Regions from separate parts of the Homo sapiens genome. Here all the other regions are linked to region 2. The links are chromatin contacts, found by Hi-C or POLR2A ChIA-PET in ENCODE. All regions are on one chromosome and are shown on one strand. Each heading gives the region's core, a stretch centred on a gene start or an enhancer-like site at or near the end of the contact. The rest is flanking DNA. Distances are from core to core; before and after follow the strand shown. Region 1 holds the start of UBC (ubiquitin C). Region 2 has its middle 150 kb from the start of NCOR2. Region 3 overlaps NCOR2 (nuclear receptor corepressor 2).

Region 1 (4,128 bases), core at 1-2,500, 200 kb after region 2:
CTTTCCGGCAAAGATCAACCTCTGCTGGTCAGGAGGAATGCCTTCCTTGTCCTGGATCTTTGCTTTGACGTTCTCGATGGTGTCACTGGGCTCGACCTCAAGGGTGATGGTCTTGCCAGTGAGTGTCTTCACGAAGATTTGCATCCCACCTCTGAGACGGAGCACCAGGTGCAGGGTGGACTCTTTCTGGATGTTGTAGTCAGACAGGGTGCGCCCATCTTCCAGCTGTTTTCCAGCAAAGATCAGCCTCTGCTGGTCAGGAGGGATGCCTTCCTTATCTTGGATCTTTGCCTTGACATTCTCGATGGTGTCACTGGGCTCAACCTCGAGGGTGATGGTCTTACCAGTCAGAGTCTTCACGAAGATCTGCATTGTCTAACAAAAAAGCCAAAAACGGCCAGAATTTAGCGGACAATTTACTAGTCTAACACTGAAAATTACATATTGACCCAAATGATTACATTTCAAAAGGTGCCTAAAAAACTTCACAAAACACACTCGCCAACCCCGAGCGCATAGTTCAAAACCGGAGCTTCAGCTACTTAAGAAGATAGGTACATAAAACCGACCAGAGAAACTGACGCCTCACTTATCCCTCCCCTCACCAGAGGTCCGGCGCCTGTCGATTCAGGAGAGCCTACCCTAGGCCCGAACCCTGCGTCCTGCGACGGAGAAAAGCCTACCGCACACCTACCGGCAGGTGGCCCCACCCTGCATTATAAGCCAACAGAACGGGTGACGTCACGACACGACGAGGGCGCGCGCTCCCAAAGGTACGGGTGCACTGCCCAACGGCACCGCCATAACTGCCGCCCCCGCAACAGACGACAAACCGAGTTCTCCAGTCAGTGACAAACTTCACGTCAGGGTCCCCAGATGGTGCCCCAGCCCATCTCACCCGAATAAGAGCTTTCCCGCATTAGCGAAGGCCTCAAGACCTTGGGTTCTTGCCGCCCACCATGCCCCCCACCTTGTTTCAACGACCTCACAGCCCGCCTCACAAGCGTCTTCCATTCAAGACTCGGGAACAGCCGCCATTTTGCTGCGCTCCCCCCAACCCCCAGTTCAGGGCAACCTTGCTCGCGGACCCAGACTACAGCCCTTGGCGGTCTCTCCACACGCCTCCGTCCCACCGAGCGGCCCGGCGGCCACGAAAGCCCCGGCCAGCCCAGCAGCCCGCTACTCACCAAGTGACGATCACAGCGATCCACAAACAAGAACTGCGACCCAAATCCCGGCTGCGACGGAACTAGCTGTGCCACACCCGGCGCGTCCTTATATAATCATCGGCGTTCACCGCCCCACGGAGATCCCTCCGCAGAATCGCCGAGAAGGGACTACTTTTCCTCGCCTGTTCCGCTCTCTGGAAAGAAAACCAGTGCCCTAGAGTCACCCAAGTCCCGTCCTAAAATGTCCTTCTGCTGATACTGGGGTTCTAAGGCCGAGTCTTATGAGCAGCGGGCCGCTGTCCTGAGCGTCCGGGCGGAAGGATCAGGACGCTCGCTGCGCCCTTCGTCTGACGTGGCAGCGCTCGCCGTGAGGAGGGGGGCGCCCGCGGGAGGCGCCAAAACCCGGCGCGGAGGCCGCTGCACCGGGAGCGGGTGGGCGGCCCGCGTTCCTTAGCCGCGGCTCCGCGGCCCCTCCCCTCAGCCCCCGCGGTCCCCTCGGGTCGCGAACCCCGCGTTCGGCGGACGTGGGGCACGCAGCGAGCGCCTTCTGCAGAGTCGGGGTCTCCCTCCCCTCCCTCCTGACCCGCCCTGGCCCACCCTGCGAGATGGACGGGTCTTTATTTTTGGGTCACATTTGAGGTAATGACGGGGCTTCCTTTGCTCAGCCCCCTTCAACCTCCCTGAGCCTCCCAGGCCGGTCGCGGGGGGCTCCCGGGGCCGCGGGACAAGGACAATGACTCGGCAGATCTCAGGGCGGGCGTGGCCCTAAAGCTGGGGAACGCTCGAGAACTTTCCAGGGGAGACACTGCAGAGGAGCTGGGTGTCCAGGTTAAATTTGGAAAAAAGAGGCGGAAACCCCACACAGTTTTATTTTAGCTGGAACGCAAGGCTGAGCGAACGACATCCTTCTAGACTGTTCTTCCACCTTCCTGTACATTCTGAGGGCCAGGTATGGAAAGGTCCTACTTGATGCCAACAGGGAGGCATGGAAATTTCTCTGGTTTCAATGGGTACGATTATTGTAAGCAGGATCCATTCAATAATCGGACCCATTTAAACCGGAGATTTTAAAAGACAGGAATAGAATCCCAACCTTATTTCAGTGCAGGGTAGGGTGTCAAATATGAAATGTAATTCTACAGGGCAATTCTATTTTGGTAAAAGAAGTGGGGAGAAAAGCATCACCAGCCAGCTTTTTAAATTTTTACCACAACCTATTTTGTGATCCCTACGTGTCATTTCTTCAGTATATTTTTTAAATGTTTTAAAATATACGAACATGGTGAGATTTTTTAAATGTGTCTTTTTAAAGTGTACAGTGAAAAGTCTCCCTCATGCCCTCAATTTCCCAGCCACTGTTCCTTCTGGACTCTTCTACAAATAGTCCCTGTTTCTACAAATGTATTGGAGGTAGGGAGGCTATTTTGATTTCTACCCTTAAAAGCTTCAAAAAAAAGAGAAAAAGAGGCTACCAACTGAAAAATATTTTGCCATTAGGAAAAGGCTGCATTCTTGTTTTAAGTTATGAACATTACATTATTTAAACGGCAGACTTAAAATATGCATCAAAGCAAAATGAACCTGCTATATATTTTCTATGGTAACCCATGTTTCTGTGTATTTATGAAAATCCAAGATCTGTGCATTGTTCAAAACAGACTTTGACATCTCCAATTTTTAACATTTTAAAGAGAATGAATTCATGTGTTACTGGGAAATTAAAACGAATAATAAAAGTGTCATTTTCCAGGATTGGCAGGATACCCCAGTGATTTCCAATACACATTTCTGCAAAGTTTTTGTTTTTTGTTTTTCCCCTACATTTCGGGAAGGAGTTTTGAAGGGATTAAAAAGCTGAGATTCTTTCTGAGGTGACCAGGCCTGGCTTTCAACCACGCCCTGGTTGCTTTTGGCTGTTACTCTGCTGCAAGCCTTGTGATTCATGTTGTTTAAAGGCTGAGTCACCAGCTTTGTGACATAGCTTTTTTCAGAGTCCAAAAGGTACAGAGAAAAAACAGCCCTAACTGCAGAGGCAGGGGCGGGAGAGGAGGACAGGAGGAGGAAAAAGGAAGAAGAGGGGATGAGGGTAGGGTGGGTAATGGGCCAAAGGTTAGCTGCAAAGAGAAACCAATGTTGTCTCTAGCAGAAAAAAATTATTGAAAACATCCCAGCATTCCCTGACTTAAATGGTTATTGAAGCAAACAGAAATAAACCTTTCTCCAAAGTCACTGAGGTGACAGGGAAGAAAATGGCCTCCCAAAACGCAGGTGTCTGATGTTTCTCTACAACAATGGTTCTCAACAAGGAGTGATTTGCTCTTTCAGGGGACATTTGGCAATATCTGGAGATATTCTTGGTTGTCACAACTCAGGGGAGGTTAGGGGATGCTACTACTAATACTAGCACTGTTGGTAGACACCAGGGATGCCACTGAACATTCTATGAGGGACAGTCCCCCACAACAAAGAATTATCAGACCCAACATATTAATAGTGCTGAAATTAAGAAACCCTGTCCTACAAAGGATTTTTGTTGTTGCAACAACTGCTTTTCTGTTTTCCGAAAGGGTTCCCAAAGTCTAAATGTCCCACTTGGACTCAGGAGTCAGGTATCAAGTCACGCTCTTAAAACCTAAACCCTGCTGACCTAGAATGCGATGTGCTAGAATGTGCAAGAATCGGGATGAGTCACTGGATCCGTTTTCAGTTCGTTCCACCCACAGATCCGTCCTTTGCAGGCGCCCCAGAAAAGATTGCTTCAGAGCTGGCACCAATGGAGAAGGGACAGAGGCCCAGCAACAGGGCGGGATTGGCAGGCGGAAGGGAGCGTGTGATGAGCTGAGCTCACAAAGGGCCGGGGTGCTGGGCTGCAGCTGGGGAGGGCGGGGTTGGATCAGCGCCTGCTCCTCCGCCTTCGTTTTTCCCCTCCCCCTAAGGATTCAGTTCCCCCTTCTGAAAT
Region 2 (4,606 bases), core at 1,810-4,309:
AGATCTACTCTCACGACCTAACCACCCCTCAAAGGCCCCACCCTCTAAGGCCATCACATCGGGGCCAGGGTCTCAACATATGAATTTGTTGTGAGGGGTTGCACAAACATTCAGTCCATTGCACATATTGTATCAAAAATACGTAACTTTAGGCTGGGCGTGGTGGCTCACTCCTGTAATCCCAGCATTTTGGGAGGCCAAGGCAGGAGGATTGCTTGAGGCCAGGGGTTCAAGATCAGCCTGGCAAACATAGTAAAACCCCCATCTCTAAAAAAAAAAAAAAAAAAAAAACTTAATTAGCTGGGAATAGTAGCACACACCTAGTCCCAGCTACTCAGGAGGCTGTGGTGGGAGGATCACTTGAATACACGAATTCGAGGCTGCAGTGAGCTATGATCGTGCCACTGCACTCCAGCCTGGGCAACAGAGCAAGACCTTGCCTCAAAAAAAAAAAAAAGTAACTTTAATTGGCAATATCAAGTGTTGATGAGGATTTAAAGGTGGGAGAGTAAATTGTTACAATCATTTTGGAAAATTGTCGCCAGCTACTGAATCCAAGAACATGACTACTCTGTGGTCCAGTAATCCCATTCCCAGATACACTCCCAAGAAAAATGGGGGTATCCGTTCATCAGAGGACATGGATAAGAACCTCTACACCACCTCGATCTGTAATAGCCCCACACTGAAAACAATCCAAACATCCGTCAGCTCTAGAATGAAAAACAAACGACGACCTATTCATGTAATTGAAAACTGCACAGAAATTAGCAAGCACGAGCTGCAGCTTCCGGACAGCGAGAGCAACCCTCACTGGAGGATATGCAGATGAGGCCAGACACCGAGGGGTGAGAGTTCACGCACTGTGTGAGGCTCTGGAACAGCAGAGAGGGTCTGTGGGGATAGAGCCTCTATCATGGTTACCCCTGGAGGATGGGGCACAAGGGAACTCTTGGATGATAGGAACCTTCCACGTCCTGGTCTGAGTACTAACGCCAAGGTGGAAATGTGCAGACGTCTGTCACAATCCATCACTCACGGAAGATTTCTGCAGCTTACCATGCATCCATACATTCCACGCATTGTTCCTCTGTCGTGTTTTTTTTTTTTTTTTTTTTAAAGACAGAGTTTCGCTCTGTTGCCCAGGCTGGAGTGCAGTGGCGCGATCTCGACTTACTGCAAACTCCGTCTCCAGGCTTCAAGCGATTTTCCTGCCTCAGCCTCCCAACTAGCTGGGATTACAGGCGCCCGTCACCATGCCTGGCTAAATTTTGTATTTCTAATAGAGATGGGGTTTTGCCATGTTGGCCAGGCTGGTCTAGTACTCCTGGCCTCAGGTGATCCACCTTCCTCGGCCTCCCAAAGTGCTAGGCTTACAGGCGTGAGCCACCTCGCCCAGCACGTAGATTTTTTCTCAATGTGTAACTTTGGCAGCTAGGGTCTCCGTCAGCGTGTTGAGATGCTCGCATTAAGAGGGGCGTGAATTAGCTGGGTGCGGTAGCTCAAGCCTGTAGTCCCAGCACTTTGGGAGGCTGACAGGTGGGAAGATCACTTGAGGCCAGGAGTTCAAGACCAGCCTGGGCAACATAGTGAGACCCCTGTCCCTACAAAAAAAAATTAATTAATTAGCTGGGCATAGCGGCACAAACCTGTGGTCCCAGCTACTTGAGAGGCTGAGGATAGCTTGAACCCAGGAGTTCGAGGCTGCTGTGAGCTACGATCATGCCACTGCACTCCAGGCAGGGTGACAGTGAGACCCTGTATCTAAAAAATTAAATTAAAAAAAAAATTTTTTTTTGAAACAGAATCTCACTCTGTCACCCAGGCTGGAGTGCAGTGTTGCGATCTCAGCTCACTGCCATGTCTGCCTCCCGGGTTCAAGTGATTCTTCTGTCTCAGCCTCCTGAGTAGCGAGATTACAGGCGTCCGCCACCAATGCCCAGCTAATTTTTGTATTTTTAGTAGAGATGGGGTTTCACCATGTTGGCCAGGATGAACTCAAACTCCTAACCTCAAGTGATCTGCCTGCCTCAACCTCCCAAAGTGCTGGGATTTAAAATTATTTTTTATTATAAAAAAGAGGGGCACGAGAGAAGGGACGCAATTGTGGAAACTGCACACTTAGGTCCTCACCCTCACTAGTTGAGCGCAATGGCCTGGCCATTGGCTGGGTATCGAAGTTTCTCTCTCTCCAAAGACGCAGAGTCGAATTAGTGTGAGTGACATGTGTTTGACAGGTGTCCAGCTCATCATGTAGACAGGCCAAGCCTTCCGGCTGGGAAGTGCTAGGCGTGGGGCAGCTCTGCACCCCTGTCTCTGCTCTGCCGCTCGCAAGCTCTGTGACCTTGGGGAATTCACTCAACGTTCCTGAGCCTCCATTTCCTTCTCTGTAGAATGGGGATGACGGCAGCAGTGACATCACAGTTTCGGCGAGAATTCCAAGAGATCGTGTGTGCGCGCGTGCTAGTCATTCATCCCATGCATATTTGTTGAGCCTGACTGTGTATCAGGAAGGGTGGGTCCAGCCGTGACAAAACAGGCACAGCCCCAGGCCTTGGGTGCTTTCTAGGGGGAAGTAGACAAGAAGCCCAAGAAGTCAGCACATGCCGGGGGTGTCAGAAGGTGAGAAGTACTGGGGGTAGCAAAGCAGGGAAGGCAGGAGGAACGGGGAGATGCAGGGCACTCCTGGCACCACCCGGATTCCCCTGCTGGCCCCCTTCCACCCTGAGCACCGCCGGGGGTGACTGCCTTCATCCAAGTGGGAGTGTCTCCCAGGCCACAGCCAGTGACCAAAACAGACTGACACGGGGAGCAGGACGGAGGGGAGGGCAGAAGCCTGGCCCCCTGAGAGGAAGGACTAGGAAAGATTCTGGTGCACAGGCATTCACAGCAGCACCAGTCACAATGGCCAAAAGGTAGGAACAGCCCAAGTGCCCATCAGGAGATGACAAATAACACGAGGGGCGCCTCCATGCAGGGGATATTGTTGAGCCGTGAAGAGGAATGCCACTCCTGTGAACTCAACTTGCTCTGAAAAGTAAAGTCTATTCAAAATGAAAGTGCGGCGGGAAGGAAGGAAATTCTGACTCAGGCTCTAACGTAAATGAACTTTGAAGACACGATGCTAAGTGAAAGTAGCCAGATGCATGATTCCGGTTAAATAAAGTGCCTAGAGCAGGCGGATTCACAGAGACAGACAGTACGTTAGCGCTTACCAGGGGCTGGGGGACGGGAATGACAGTTATTGCTTAATGGGGACAGAGTCTGCTTGGAGTGATGAAAACCTTTCAGAACAGGAGAGTGGTGATGGTCAAGCAACACTGTGAATGTCCTTAATACCACTGAATTGTACCTTTAAAAATGGCTAAAGTGGTACATTTTATGTTATGTGTATTTTACCACAATTGAAAATAAAGCAAGGCTGGATGCAGTGGCTCACGCCTGTAATCCTGGCAGTTTGGGAGGCCAAAGCAGGAAGATTGCTTGAGGCCAGGAGTTAAAGACCAGCCTGGGCAACATAGTGAGACCTAGTCTCTACAAAAAATAAAAAAATTAGCCAGGCACAGTGGTACACTCCTGTAGTCCCAACTACTCAGGAGGCTGAGGCAGGAGAATCGCTTGATCCTTGGAGGTGGAGGCTGCAGTGAGCTGTGATGGTACCATTGCACTCCAGCCTGGGCAAGAGAGTGAAACCCTGTCTCAAAAATAATGCAAAAAACAAAAAACAAAACACACACACACACACACACACACACATCCTGACCCACCTGGCTACAGATGGGACAAACCCTGGTGGAGTTCACATATCAGAGCCCCCCGTGGGTCCAGGCTGAGGCCGCCCTCCCTCCCTCTCCTGTAAAAACCTCTCTCTCTGGCTCTGCTTCTGGGGCCCTGGATCTAGGTCAGGAGGGCTGTGATTTAAAACAAGGTGCCAGGGAGGCCTGGTTGTGGCGGTGAATCCTGAAAGGGAGCCATCAGCAACTTAATGAGAAATAGACGAAACCCTGTTCTCAGCCGGGCGCGGTGGCTCACACCTGTAATCCCGGCACTTTGAGAGGCCAAGGCAGGTGGATCACTTGAGATCAGGAGTTTGAGACCAGCCTGGCAGATGTGGTGAAATCCTGTCTCTATTAAAAATACAAAAATTAGCTGGGTGTAGTGGCGCGTTTCTGTAATCCCAGCTACCCAGGAGGCTGAGGCACGAGAATCACTTGAACCCGGGAGGCGGAGTTTGCAGTGAGCCAAGATCATGCTACTGCACTCCAGCCTGGGCAACAAGAGCGAGACTCCATCTCAAAAAAATAAATAAATAAAATAAAAAAAGAAAGAAAGAAATCCTGTTCCCGAGACAAAGAAAGAAAGACGGAAGAAAGAAGGAAAGAAAGAGAGAGAGAAAGAGAGAAAGAAAGAAAGGAAGGAAAGGAAAGGAAAGGAAAGGAAAGGAAAGGAAAGGAAAGGAAAGGAAAGGAAAGGAAAGGGAAAGAAAGAAAAAGAAAGAAAGAAAGAAAGAGATCCTGTTCCTGAGACAAGGGGACCGAGGTACAGAGAGGAGCTTTGCCTGGGCCACAATTGTACAGGGTGATGGCACAGGGGGCACACGGGGCAC
Region 3 (4,521 bases), core at 542-3,041, 230 kb before region 2:
ATAGATGAAGACAGAAACAGAGACAGAAAGACAGAGACGTGGTGACAGACACACACAAACAGAAAGAGATAGAGATAGAGGGACACAAAGAGAAAGAGATGGAGAGGCAGAGACACAGACAGAGACAGACACAGAGACTAAGAGAGATCCCAGAGGGCGCACCACAGGCAGAGGCATTCCTGACAAGAAGAGGGAAAGCCAGGCAGGCAGAAAGAACCACAGAGCAACGGTAAGGGACGGAGACCCTCTAGAACCCACAGAGCAACGGTAAGGGATGGAGACCCTCCAGAACCCACAGGCCAGAGCGCACGGACGTGCTGGAGAGGCGGGCAGGCAGCAACTCACCCCTCGGGCCTGCTCTCTGCGCAGAGACAAAACGCGCACCTGGGGGACAACTGCCCACTCAGGGGTTGGTCACCCTCCAAGGCTGGGCCCTGAGCTGCCTGCGCACAAACACATGCACACACACGTGCACATGCACACACACGCACACACAAACACACGCACACATGCATATACACACATGCACACTCACGCACATGCACGGACACATGCACACACGTGCGCACACAAACACACATACACACGTGCAACACATGCACACTCACGCACACACACAAACACGCATGGACACACGCACGCACACACAGGTACATGCACGCACACAGGCACATGTGTGCACACACGCATACACACACACACACAAACACGCAGGGACACACACAGGCACATGCGCGCATACACACGCACATGCGCGCACACGCACACACACACCCGCACCCACACACAAACGCGCACACACACGCACGCGCGCGCGCATGCACACACACACCCTGGCCTGCTATCCATCCAGGCCCCACTTCAGGGGAGTTGTTCAAATGGAAACATCTCTCCCAGGAGGCTGAGCTAAAATTCTCTCCTGCCTTCTGTAACAACAAAACAAAACAAAAGAGGAGAAAGCAGATTCCAGTGCTAATGGGGGATGCCAGGCAGAGGGAGGAGGGCACCCCACCAGGGAGACCAGAGGGGAGACCCACAGCAGCAGGTCAACCTGGAGGCAGGCATGGGGTGCACTCCCAGCTGCCTGGGCCTGAATCCCGTTCCCCCACGTCCAGCTCGCTCAGCCTGGGGCCGTCTACAAAAGGGGGTCACAGACCCAGCCTCCTTGGGCTGGGAAGAGATCAGGGAATGACACTGGCTGGGCATGACTTGGCACGTGGCAGGCAGTCGGCGCTCACTTAATGGCACCCGCCATCACTGCAGCATTCTTACCACTGCGTGAATGCCTCCTGCGTGCCAGCCTCCTGATAAAGGAGGTGCCTCACCCTAGGGGTCAACCATTCAATCCAATCCGGCCGCACTGGGCAGAAAAGGGGACCCTGTAGGCCTGAGTGGCCACTTCCCTCCCCGGGGCTGTCTCCCAGTCCCCACCGCCCACCCCTACTCCCGCTGCAGGAGGAGGATGGCCTTTGCCCTGAGGCTGCTAAGGAGCTTAGGGTGCCCCAGGGCTGTGCAGGGAGGGGCCCGTGTCACAGCTGGCCGGGCACCAGGCTACAACAAGGATTAGGATGCCACCTGGCCACAGCCCCACCCTGGCCTGGGCAGTCAGACACAGCTGGGTGGCTGAGTGACCCTGGGGGACTGAAGCCTCTGGGGACACTGCCTGCGATTCCCCCACCAGCCCTGCCATCGGCATCCTCTGTGGAAGCTGGAGAGAGAACAAGCCTCCAGCCTGGTATGTCCTGAGCTTTACTGAAACCACAGCAAACTCCCACAGCAGCAAACCACAGGTGCTTAATCTGTGCACATCCTCACCACCGCCACCGTCTAGGTTCCACTTTCTGTTTCAAAGAGGAGTGAAATCAAAGGGCTGTGGAGGGCACTGGAGGCGTGGCAGGCCCCAGGCTGGACACACACGTGGGAGGTGTCGTTCTCCAGCCAAGAAATGGCCACGGGCCAAGCACCCCCAGGCGCCCTTGTCCGGCTGTGAGTTGTGAGTTCCTGCAAGGGCTGACTGGGCTCACAGGACCCTGGACTCCAGGCGAGTGGGGGAAGGAGGGGGAGCGGATGGGGGTAGGGGGTGGGGGAGCAAGGGAATGGGGGAGGTGAGTGGATGGGGGAGGGGCAAGGCCACTGGTGGGAGATGATGGCAGGCAGAACCCATGGGTGAGGGGCGGCTGGGAGGTGAGGGGGAGGGGCAGGTAATGAAGGCAAGGACAGATGGCCGCAGGCAGATGGGCTGGGTGGCGCTGGGTGGTGGCTGGGAGTGGCTCTGTGGTAGGGAGGTTGCCCCAGGGGATGAGCAGGGAGAGATGGCAGGAGCTGAGGAAGCAGGGGGTGAAGGGGAGTGAGCAGGACAGGGGGGCTGTTTGGGTGGAAAGAAAGAGAGGGAGGAAGAAGGAGGGAGGAAGGTGTAGAAGGAGAGAAGGAAGGGGAGGAAGGGCAGGAAGGATGTGCTGGAAGGGTTGGGCGTCGGGGCAGGGATGCTGGCTGGGGTACCCGAGGGGGCAGTGCCCGAGAGGAACTGGCATCGACACCAGTCCCAAGCCCAGACCCAAGTGCAGGCGGCCCAAGCCCCAGGCCACAGAGACCCCCTTCAAGGCCGGCAGGGCCCCTGTGGCTGAATCTCACACCCCAGGAGGACGTGGTGGGGCTGCAGCCTCAGCCATGAGTGGCCTCGAGAGTCCCCACAGGGCTAGCCACAGGTCTCCCCTGCCATGCAGGCCCTGGAGGGCAGCCAGGGCTGGAAGGAGCGAGGAAAGAGGAATGTGCCTGGGGGAGGGCGCTCCTGCGGAGGGCACAGCCGGTGCAAAGGTCCCCAGGTGGGAATGTGCCTGGCGTGTTTGAGGAACTCCAGGGTGGCCTGGGAGGCTGTACGTGAGCGGTTGAGAGGGCTGCTGCAGGGAGATGAGGTCAGGGAGGTGACGGGGCTGGATCACGCCGGACCTGCAGCCCATGGCAAGGATTTTGGCTTTTTCCTGCTTGAGACAGGAGCCATGGATGGTTTGGAGCACAGGGGGGAACACACAGGGGGATGCAGTCGTCTGCCTTTATAAGAGCCCTCTGGCTGCTGCTTGGAAGATAAACTGAAGGGAGTAGAGGGAGGCAGGAGCAGGGAGACCCAGGAGGAGGCTACTGCAAAGTTACTGGAGAGCAATGACGAGCTCAGGCCGGGGGTTGCCTCAGGTGTGGGCAGAAGGCTGGAATTGAGATATTTTAGGGCAGAGGTGTCAGGATTTGCTGATGGACTGGAAGTACGCAGGAGAGCAGGGAGGTGGCCAGGGTGGAGTCCCTGAGTGCCAACAAGAACACAGCTGCATCCGCCGGGGGAGGTTCCTGAGTGGGCTCTCAGGCGCATGTGGTCTGTTGGCTAGGAGTTCATTAACTGACCTCCACTTTCCTGTGACAACTTGGTGAGGCGGGGACTGCCCCAGTGGCAGGGAGGCCAAGCCAGCCAACGACCACACAGACACCCCAGCCCCTCCCTCCCCTGGCCCCAGAGGCAGCCCTGTGGGTATCTGGCAGGTGTGCAGGTGTCGGGGCCACAGCCACTCAGAGCAGGAGGGGAAGCCCAGCCATCCCAGCCCCAGGACGGCACCCCCACCTCCTGCCAGCCCAAGCCCACCCCAGGGATATCCCAGGTTCCACGCAGGTATCCTCTCTCCCCGAGAGAAGGCCGAGTCTGGCCCAGGTGGCCTGGCCCCGCAGCCAGACCACCACCCATGCCGGCTCACGGGTGCCAAATAGTTCCCACGCATGGGGCCCACAGCCGAGCCCTCTACCCACATGACCAGGTGACACCCTGCCCACAAGGTCCCAGATCAGTGAGGAAGAAATGGGGATCAGAGAGGCACAAAGGCAGCACAGCTGTGGAGGTGGGGGTGGTGGAAATCGCACCTGGGTCACCTGAGGGCAGATGGACGGAGGGCCCTGGGATAAGTGAGTGTGCCCAGGTGAGGCCTGGGCCCACCTGCAATGCCAGGCAGCCCCCCATGGAGATGCAGACGAGCCTGAAGTTGTCTGGCTCCCCTGCCCAAAGTGCATCCGTGGTCCCTCAGGCCTGGGTGGCTGCAGACTCAACCCACGCTAGCCCAGTGCCACACGGTGGCCCAAGGAGCAGCCAGACTGGGCAGTAGAAGGCGGCTTTGTCATTCTAGGGGTCCAGGCCATGTCCTAACCAAGCACCGCCCCTTTAGTGCTGAGCCAACTCTGTCTCATCTCACTTTGCGGGACTCTGGAGTCTCCCCTCCCTGACCCTTAAGAATCCAGAAGCCTCAGGTGCCTGGCAGAGCCCTGAGCTGTCCACCTCGCGGGCCGGGGTTCAAGGCCCAGGGGGCTGCCTGCTGTGCAGGGCTCGAGGCAGGGGTCACTGAGCCCCCTGTTCCAAGCAAGCATGGAACCAAACAACCCACCCTCGAGGAAGCTCTCAGAATGTGCTGAAAGCTGCCCACCGACCACAGGACGGTCCTGACCCCCATCGAATGGCAGCTCTCTGCTCCACGGCACCCCAGGCCCTCCCAT

Evidence for each region. A loop is a pair of places that touch in the nucleus more often than their neighbours do. ChIA-PET counts read pairs that join two places held with the same protein, here RNA polymerase II (POLR2A). Pooled maps may share reads with other maps.
Region 1: a loop to region 2 is called in a pooled map, with 7 times the contacts of the local background. The contact joins the promoter of UBC here to the enhancer-like site in region 2. A Hi-C loop is called at or near these places in 8 of 50 pooled maps. POLR2A ChIA-PET finds 5 or more read pairs at or near these places in 3 of 52 experiments (K562, WTC11 and activated naive CD4-positive, alpha-beta T cell).
Region 3: a loop to region 2 is called in a map of GM12878, with 10 times the contacts of the local background. The contact joins two enhancer-like sites. A Hi-C loop is called at or near these places in 1 of 168 maps with a recorded cell type or tissue (GM12878), 7 of 37 single-sample maps with no recorded cell type and 10 of 50 pooled maps.

Annotation. Positions count from the first base shown.
Region 1 is chr12:124,913,400-124,917,527 of GRCh38, forward strand. UBC (ubiquitin C) reads right to left here and starts at 1,251. Exons shown (of 2, transcript NM_021009.7): 1 at 1,188-1,251; 2 at 1-375. The coding sequence starts at 372. It overlaps MIR5188 (microRNA 5188), which reads left to right and starts at 2,148; the gene lies at 2,148-2,260. RefSeq lists enhancers at 548-1,505, 830-1,279, 2,604-3,803, 2,903-3,582, 2,944-3,238 and 1 more and silencers at 1,490-1,829, 3,188-3,247.
Region 2 is chr12:124,710,757-124,715,362 of GRCh38, forward strand. No RefSeq gene overlaps it. Among named protein-coding and RNA genes, the nearest start is that of NCOR2, 150 kb to the left of the region's middle. RefSeq lists enhancers at 2,085-2,730, 2,731-3,375. Within about 2 kb of position 3,060, at least 25 of the 41 ENCODE cell types and tissues checked have a DNase peak (open chromatin) inside an H3K27ac peak, as active enhancers do; they include GM12878, where a contact is called at or near this core.
Region 3 is chr12:124,478,765-124,483,285 of GRCh38, forward strand. The region is part of intron 5 of NCOR2 (nuclear receptor corepressor 2); the gene reads right to left. Among named protein-coding and RNA genes, the nearest start is that of NCOR2, 87 kb to the right of the region's middle. RefSeq lists enhancers at 88-597, 1,107-1,616, 1,617-2,124, 3,206-3,395, 3,406-3,495. Within about 2 kb of position 1,792, at least 16 of the 41 ENCODE cell types and tissues checked have a DNase peak (open chromatin) inside an H3K27ac peak, as active enhancers do; they include GM12878, where a contact is called at or near this core.